Linked DNA regions of Homo sapiens: region 1 is linked to region 2. A link is a contact called in ENCODE Hi-C or POLR2A ChIA-PET data. All regions are on one chromosome and are shown on one strand. The core of a region is the stretch at or near the end of the contact, and the rest is flanking DNA. Distances in the headings are between cores, read along the strand shown.

Region 1 (3,620 bases), core at 562-3,061, 78 kb before region 2:
AGCGTCAGAGTAGAAGTTTTTCTAATACTTGCCCACCAAGATTCTGTCATTGCTTATATCCCAGTGACTGCTGAGTATTCGCCATCCTTCCTATCTGTGAATGGGAGTATTCATTGTGGTTATTCTGTTTCCCACTGTATAGTGTGTGTGTGTGTGTGTGTGTGTGTGTGTGTGTGTGTGTGTGTATGTGATATTTAGTTCAAAGGTGACTGGATCACAAGGAGCTGCATCTGGATATGATAGACAGAAAGGAGTTAGTACCCCTTCAAGGTGCTGTCCTTTGAAGTGATTGGGTGGGACTTTGGGTTATCTCTCTTGGGGAAGGGGAAAGTTTGTTGTTGATGTGGGAGAACATGTGAAATAGATATTTGGTGACTAAAGTGTTGAACAGTGGCCAAGAATGGTATATGTTCACCAAAAACCTGTTTCCTCTACCTCCTGGACCCAAAGCCAGACCACTTGCCTAGCTTTCCTTGCAGCTGTGTGGAGCCAAGTGCTTGAGTTTTGTGGGTAAAAGTGGGTTACACCACTTCCAGTCCAGGTCCATAGAAAGCTCACATACAGTCTTCCATGTTCCATGTTCATCCATAGGCTGACTGGATGTCCATGCCCAGGGTGACTTTGGAAGCCATATATTGAAGGCAGAGCCCCCATCAGTCTGGGTCTCTGGATATGGCCTCCTGCTATGCTCCCATCTCCAGCTGGTTAGCCTCTAACATTTTTCACTGTGTTAAGCCACAGGGACTTTGGAGTTTACCTGTTTTAGCATCTACTATTACTCTAATTCATATGCCAGCCCTCCCTACAAGTCATTCCCTACATTCTTTGACACCTTCTAACTGATGGTACGTACCTATAGTAATACAAAGAGCGAAGAATGAGCTTTGAGAGCTGAGCAACCTGCAGTACAGTAACAAAGGAAGATTATCTTCCTGGGTTTTGGACAACCCAGAGAACTGAAAGGGTAAAGCATATGGTCAGTGGCCAATCTACAGTTTTGGGTGGAGAGTCCTTTTACAATCCTATTCCTGAGCCATCTCCCACTGCCATAAAACTTTCCATAATTCCAGTCATTGAAGTGGTGGCAGAGTTTTTGGAGAAAGCCTTCCCTTAATACTATTCAAAACCTTCAGTATGCAGTGGTTATGCTTACAACGTGTCCCTCTCAGAACACTTTTCTGCAATGGGGTCAACATGTTTCCCCACAAAGCATGAATCCTGGAAATGCCTGACTAACTCCAGCATCATGTCTTATGGGGGCGAAATAGTTCTGCTATCTGGCTCTAGGAATGCAGCCTTCCTAATTTCAAGTAATTCATCTCCTAGGGGTGTTTTTGTGTTTTTCTTGGTCAACTACACAGTCATCGCATTTTGCAGCCAGGAGCAATTTGTTTCTCTGAAACCATCCAGCTTACAAGCTTTGCTTTCCAACCAGGAAGGGAGTTGTGGTGAACAGTCCTGTCTGACACAGACTGATTCATTATTGAATTAGGGAAATAATTTCTTGTCATCTTATTAGAATATGCATTTGGCAGCTGGATAAGATTGCATTTCAGTTTGTAAAAGAACAGTGAAAAACATGGGTCTCGTTGAGCTTGTGTGTGACTATGTGTATTTGTGTCGTTGAGCTTGTGTGTGACTATGTGTATCTGTGTTTTATTATGCAATGAGACTAAAAAAATAGAAGCAAGATTCTGAAAGCCCCAGAGCATGCATGACTTGTCATGAAAACGGGAAGCAGATTTTCTGGCAAGACTGAGTGTAGGTCCAGTTAAATTGTTTTGAATCTGATGATTTAGATATAACGTCTGATGAAGTATGATTTAGATATAAAATCTATGGTAAAGTAAAGCATAGCCCTAGCTGGTTGACTCAACACAGGCAGGCAGGAAACATGAGGCTATACTTTGTTTTTGTCAATTACAGGGAGCCCTCCCAGCTACACACACCTATGTGTTTGAGGAAGATAACTTCAGAAAGACTGTGTAGTTGGACTGTATTATACCATTCATCTAAAAAATTGGGAAATGAGAATCTGAGGTTTGGGACTCTGATGATAGAATCATACTATTATATGTTGCAACAAGGGTAAGATTGATCCACTTACTGACTGATTCATTCATTCAACATGTGTTTATTGTACAGCTGCTGCGTTAGAGGTTCTGGGCTAGGCCCTGGGGGTATAATGGCAAATAATGCAGAGTGAGTTTCTGCCCCTGTGGAGTTTATAGTCCCGTGGCGAATACAGGTCAATAAGCAGACTCAGTTATAGTGGAGGGCTGGGAATGCAATGAAATGGGTAGTGTAGTTGCTAAGGGAGGCCAGGGAAGGGTCAGCCAACCCAGTTCTGTGGAAGGGTCAGGAAAGGCTTCTTGGAAGAAATGATGTCTAGACAATGACATAAAAGATGAGGGGCAATCAGCTAGGCACAAGGCTGTGGTGGGGGCCAGGGAGAATTTGGTGAGGGAAGGGAATGAGCTACAGACCTTCAAGCAGAGGGAATTGCAGAAAGCATGGTGTATTGTAGGAACTGGGAGAAAATAACAAACGCCTAGATTCTAACACATGAAGCAGGAAAAGAGTGAAGGCAGGGGTCAGATCTTGCAGAGATTTGCGGAACATTTAGAAAGGCTGAACTTTATTTCAAGATAAATAGAAGTTATTGAACAAGCCAAAATATATCTTGATCTTAATCGGTCCTATTTTTGCAGGGATTGGGGGTGCAGGAAGAGGAGGTAAATACATGTCAGGAAACCAGACCAAATTCACACAGTGGGCAGTTTGGTGGTGGTGGCAGTTTCAGCAGGACAGCTGCAGAACTTATGGATCCTCATGGCTGGTGTGCTGCGATGGCGTTGCTTTCACCTTCTGCTATAACACTAATTTTGTTCTATTTTCTTACAGATATTCTCTCCAGATATCTAACTCAATCTAAATTATCAGTGCAAACAAGGTGAAAATGAGGAGTAAGTACTGCAAAGTGATAAATAACCTAAATCATACATCTGATTTTGGAATGTGACCACATAAATGGGCACAGTGCACATACTCATACTCACTGGCATACTCACACTTTTTTGAAAAAAACAGCTTTATTGAGGCATAAATGATGTGCAACAAACTGCAGATATTTAACAAACAAACACCAGGAGATTGGTTCCAGGACCTCTGAGGATACCAAAATCCATAATGCTCATGTCCCTTATGTAAAATGGCGAAGTGTTTACATATAACCTATGCACATCCTCCCATAAATGTTAAATCATCTCTAGATCACTTATAATACCTAATATAGTGTAAATGCTATGTGAATTGTATTTTTAATATGTGTATTATTTTATTGTTGGATGGCTATTTTTCATTGTTTTTTTTTCTGAATATTTTCCAATTGAGGTTGGTTGAATCTACAGATGTGGAACCTGCAGATACAGAGGGCTGACTATATACAATTTGATGAGCCTGGACATATGCATACAGCGATGAAAACACCACCACAATTAAGGTAATGAACATATCTACCGCCTCTAAAAGTTTCCTTGTGTCTCTTTGTTCTTGTCATAAGAATGCTTAACATGGGGCTGGGCATGGTGGCTCACACCTGTAATCACAGCACTTTGAGA
Region 2 (3,216 bases), core at 529-3,028:
ACTCAACCCCTCTAAAAATTTATCCTAGAGAAATAAGTTAGGAAATATTTAGCTACGGGGAGTTTTTGATAAGAAAATACTGGAAATAAGGCTTGGCATGGTGGCTCATGCCTGTAATTCTAGCACTTTGGGAGGCTGAGGCAGGCGGATCAATTGAGGTCAGGAGTTTAAGACCAGTGTGGCCAACATGGGGAAACCTCGTCTCTACTAAAAATACAAAAAATTAACCGAGTGTGATGGCACATGCCTGTAGTCCCAACTACTCGGGAAGCTGAGGCAGGGGAATCACTTGAATCTGGGAGGCGGAGGTTGCAGTAAGCCAAGATCGCACCACTGCACTCCAGCCTGGGTGACAGAATGAGACTCTGTCTCAAGAAAAAAAAAAAGAAAGAAAGAAAAGAAAATACTGGAAATAACCAAGCTGTCCAATTGAGAATTAGTTAAATATATTATGACACTTTCATTGCATGCATCATTAAGTGAGAAAATTTAAAATATAAATAAGAGGTTAGTGTAATCTCCCATTTGGTTTTATATATAAAGGCTTTGAGGAATATTCAAGAAATGTTAACAGTGATTTTCTTTTTTGCCCATTTGTAGTTTCTAGTTTATCACAAATGAACTTAAATGGGAAATATAACGATAAAAAAGAAAGAAAAGGAATGTTAAACTGCCTAGGTTAATGGAGGCTTTTCTCTAGCATCTCTCTCTCCCTCTTCTGGGAAAAGGAATAGTACTTCTGCTCCTTTCTGGGATGCTTCTACAAATCCCTCAGGAAGACAGAACTGAAACATCCATTTGCTCTGCACAGAGAGGATTCTGATTTAATGACGGGGATCTGTGCTTGGCTCCTCCTGAGTTTGAGAGAGTCTCTGAGCAGTGATAAGCAAGCTTGCTCAAAAAGGAGGCTTTTCATCTTTATGCCTAGACAAATAATTCTGAGGCTGAACTAAGGCTGGCTCACTATATCAATGTTAAGGAAAAAAGGCTTTTCACATGCAGTAGGCAAGATTTCTGTTTATTTTAGATAGAAAATGTTTCTTGAATTCCCCACTGTCTTTGCACACAGATATTTATCAGCTTTTATGAAAAAAGAGGAAAAATAAAAGAGAAGACAAAAAGAGTTCAATAAGCCCAGTTTGTCTACAGACCCTATCTTGTGTATGTTTTAAGACTGCCACTTCCAATCTCCTTCTGAATTTTAAAACTTCTTTATAAGATTCCCTTTTGGTATCTCTATGCTTTTCGGGGAAAGACACTTGGTGCTGATTCAAGTCCTTTCATGTCTGACTGACAAAGCTGCATTTTATTTCGATTCAGTCATATTGAACTTATTTTGAAAATTACATATTATGTCCTGCCCCCTGATCAATGGGTGCTCTCTTTCCCCATCCTCTTAAGCTCACTCTTAGACTTCCAAGGAATTTAAGAGATGTGAATCAGAGCTCTGGGATGGAATAATAGAAAACCAATATTTCTAAGGTCCAGGAGTAAATGGAATTGACATATTTTCAAATGCTTCTAGCTTCCTGAAACCCTCACTCCAACCTCAGTTCATCTCATTCAATTTCATTTTATTTCATCTTGTTTTGTTTCATTTTTCCACCTAGACCCCTCGTTTTTCTAATGGAGTCTGATGTGAATGGAATTGCAGTGTTATACTCTCCCACCTGATGGATAATTTCCTGCCTTGCACATTGCAAGACAATCTGGTGAACACTCCTTCCTCCTTCTGAGCCAAAACATTTCATAATTCTTCAGTCCTTCACAGGAGGCTCCAGCTCAGAAGCTGCAGTGACTCAGAAAAGGATGAACGCTTCCTTTGGTCTTATCATCTTTTTGTTCTTTTAGTTTCTAAGTACATGTCTTGACCTTTATCTGGGACTGTTAAATCTTGTTAAATTCTGCTTCAGAAGTCAGGGGACTTTGTCTTCACAGCCCTCCACCTCATTGGTGACTTTCTGTGACTCCAAAAAGGTCACCGAGAGTCAATGTACTTTGCTTCTTAAATATTTGTTTATAATATGACCCCCCATATTTGTTTATAATATGACCTCAAAAAGACCCATCAGGTGGGATGAGCCTAGTTTATGGAGTGTTCAGAAATGCTTCAAGGTCATTCATCCCCCCAAACGTCCTTTCTTCTTTCTTTTTCTTTCTTTTTTCTTTCTTCTTTTTTTTTTTTTTTTGAGATGGAGTCTCACTTGCTGCCCAGGCTGGAGTGCAACGGCACGATCTCGGCTCACTGCAATCTCCGCCTCCCAGGTTCAGGCAATTCTCCTGCCTTAGCCTCCCGAGTAGCTGGAATTACAGGCACTCACCACCACACCCAGCTAATTTTTGTATTTTTTAGTAGAGACAGAGTTTCATCATGTTGGCCAAGCTGGTCTTGAACTCCTGACCTCAGGTAATCTGCCTGCCTCGGCCTCCCAAAGTGTTGGGATTATAGGTGTGAGCCACCATGCCTGGCCCCAAACATCTTTTCATAGTTGGCAGAGCTTCAGCTAGGAAAGCAGACACTTGACAAAATGGGGTGAATAATCATTCCTCTCCCAGATCTAGAAGTCAGTTTTGTGAAAGAGTTATCACCCCACTCTAAGATTCTCGCTAGCTTTCCCAAATACGTATTAAAATCTTTGCTTCTCATTATAAAGAAATAGTGTTTGTTTGTTTTTTTTTTTTTTTAACTTGGAAAGAGTTGATAACATTTTAGGAGTAGAGAAAAGAGAAATCACAATGCCATAAAGAACCTCTAGAGGGTGATTTGTGTGTTCTTTTTGTTTATTGTGGTGGTGATTTCACAGGTATATGTAATCCATAAAAACTTAGCAAAGTTGACCCTTTCAATGTGTACAGTTGATTATATGCCAGGTACACCACAATAAAGCTGTTTAAACAAAACAAAACAAAACAAAACAAAAGCCTATATCCAACATTTCGCTTTCTAGTCCAAGAGTCCCGTCTACTGCCTAGCATTGTTACTAATATATAGGTGTTTAAGTTTTAAAAGCTCCATAAGGAAATAATGTTGGCTCAGGCAAAACTTTGCAAAGTGGCCCAGGGTCTTGCTTTATCCAATTATTTGGCCTACTTTCCGACTCTAAGAACTTAAAGCCAGATTCTGTTTCTGGGAAAAGAGATTTAAGAGTAATTTGACATCAGAAAGATGACAAAGTGATAAAATTCTACCAGAAATTATTTAAGACAAAGGTGTAT

The links. Hi-C counts contacts between places; a loop is a spot of excess contacts on that map. ChIA-PET counts read pairs that join two places held with the same protein, here RNA polymerase II (POLR2A). Pooled maps may share reads with other maps.
Region 1: a loop to region 2 is called in a map of prostate gland, with 2.1 times the contacts of the local background. The contact joins two enhancer-like sites. A Hi-C loop is called at or near these places in 3 of 168 maps with a recorded cell type or tissue (IMR-90, endothelial cell of umbilical vein and prostate gland) and 1 of 50 pooled maps. POLR2A ChIA-PET finds 5 or more read pairs at or near these places in 1 of 52 experiments (AG04450).

The regions. Positions count from the first base shown.
Region 1 is chr4:53,853,767-53,857,386 of GRCh38, reverse strand. No RefSeq gene overlaps it. Among named protein-coding and RNA genes, the nearest start is that of CHIC2, 210 kb to the left of the region's middle. Within about 2 kb of position 1,811, at least 10 of the 41 ENCODE cell types and tissues checked have a DNase peak (open chromatin) inside an H3K27ac peak, as active enhancers do; they include IMR-90, where a contact is called at or near this core.
Region 2 is chr4:53,775,978-53,779,193 of GRCh38, reverse strand. No RefSeq gene overlaps it. Among named protein-coding and RNA genes, the nearest start is that of LNX1-AS2, 180 kb to the right of the region's middle. Within about 2 kb of position 1,778, at least 2 of the 41 ENCODE cell types and tissues checked have a DNase peak (open chromatin) inside an H3K27ac peak, as active enhancers do; they include IMR-90, where a contact is called at or near this core.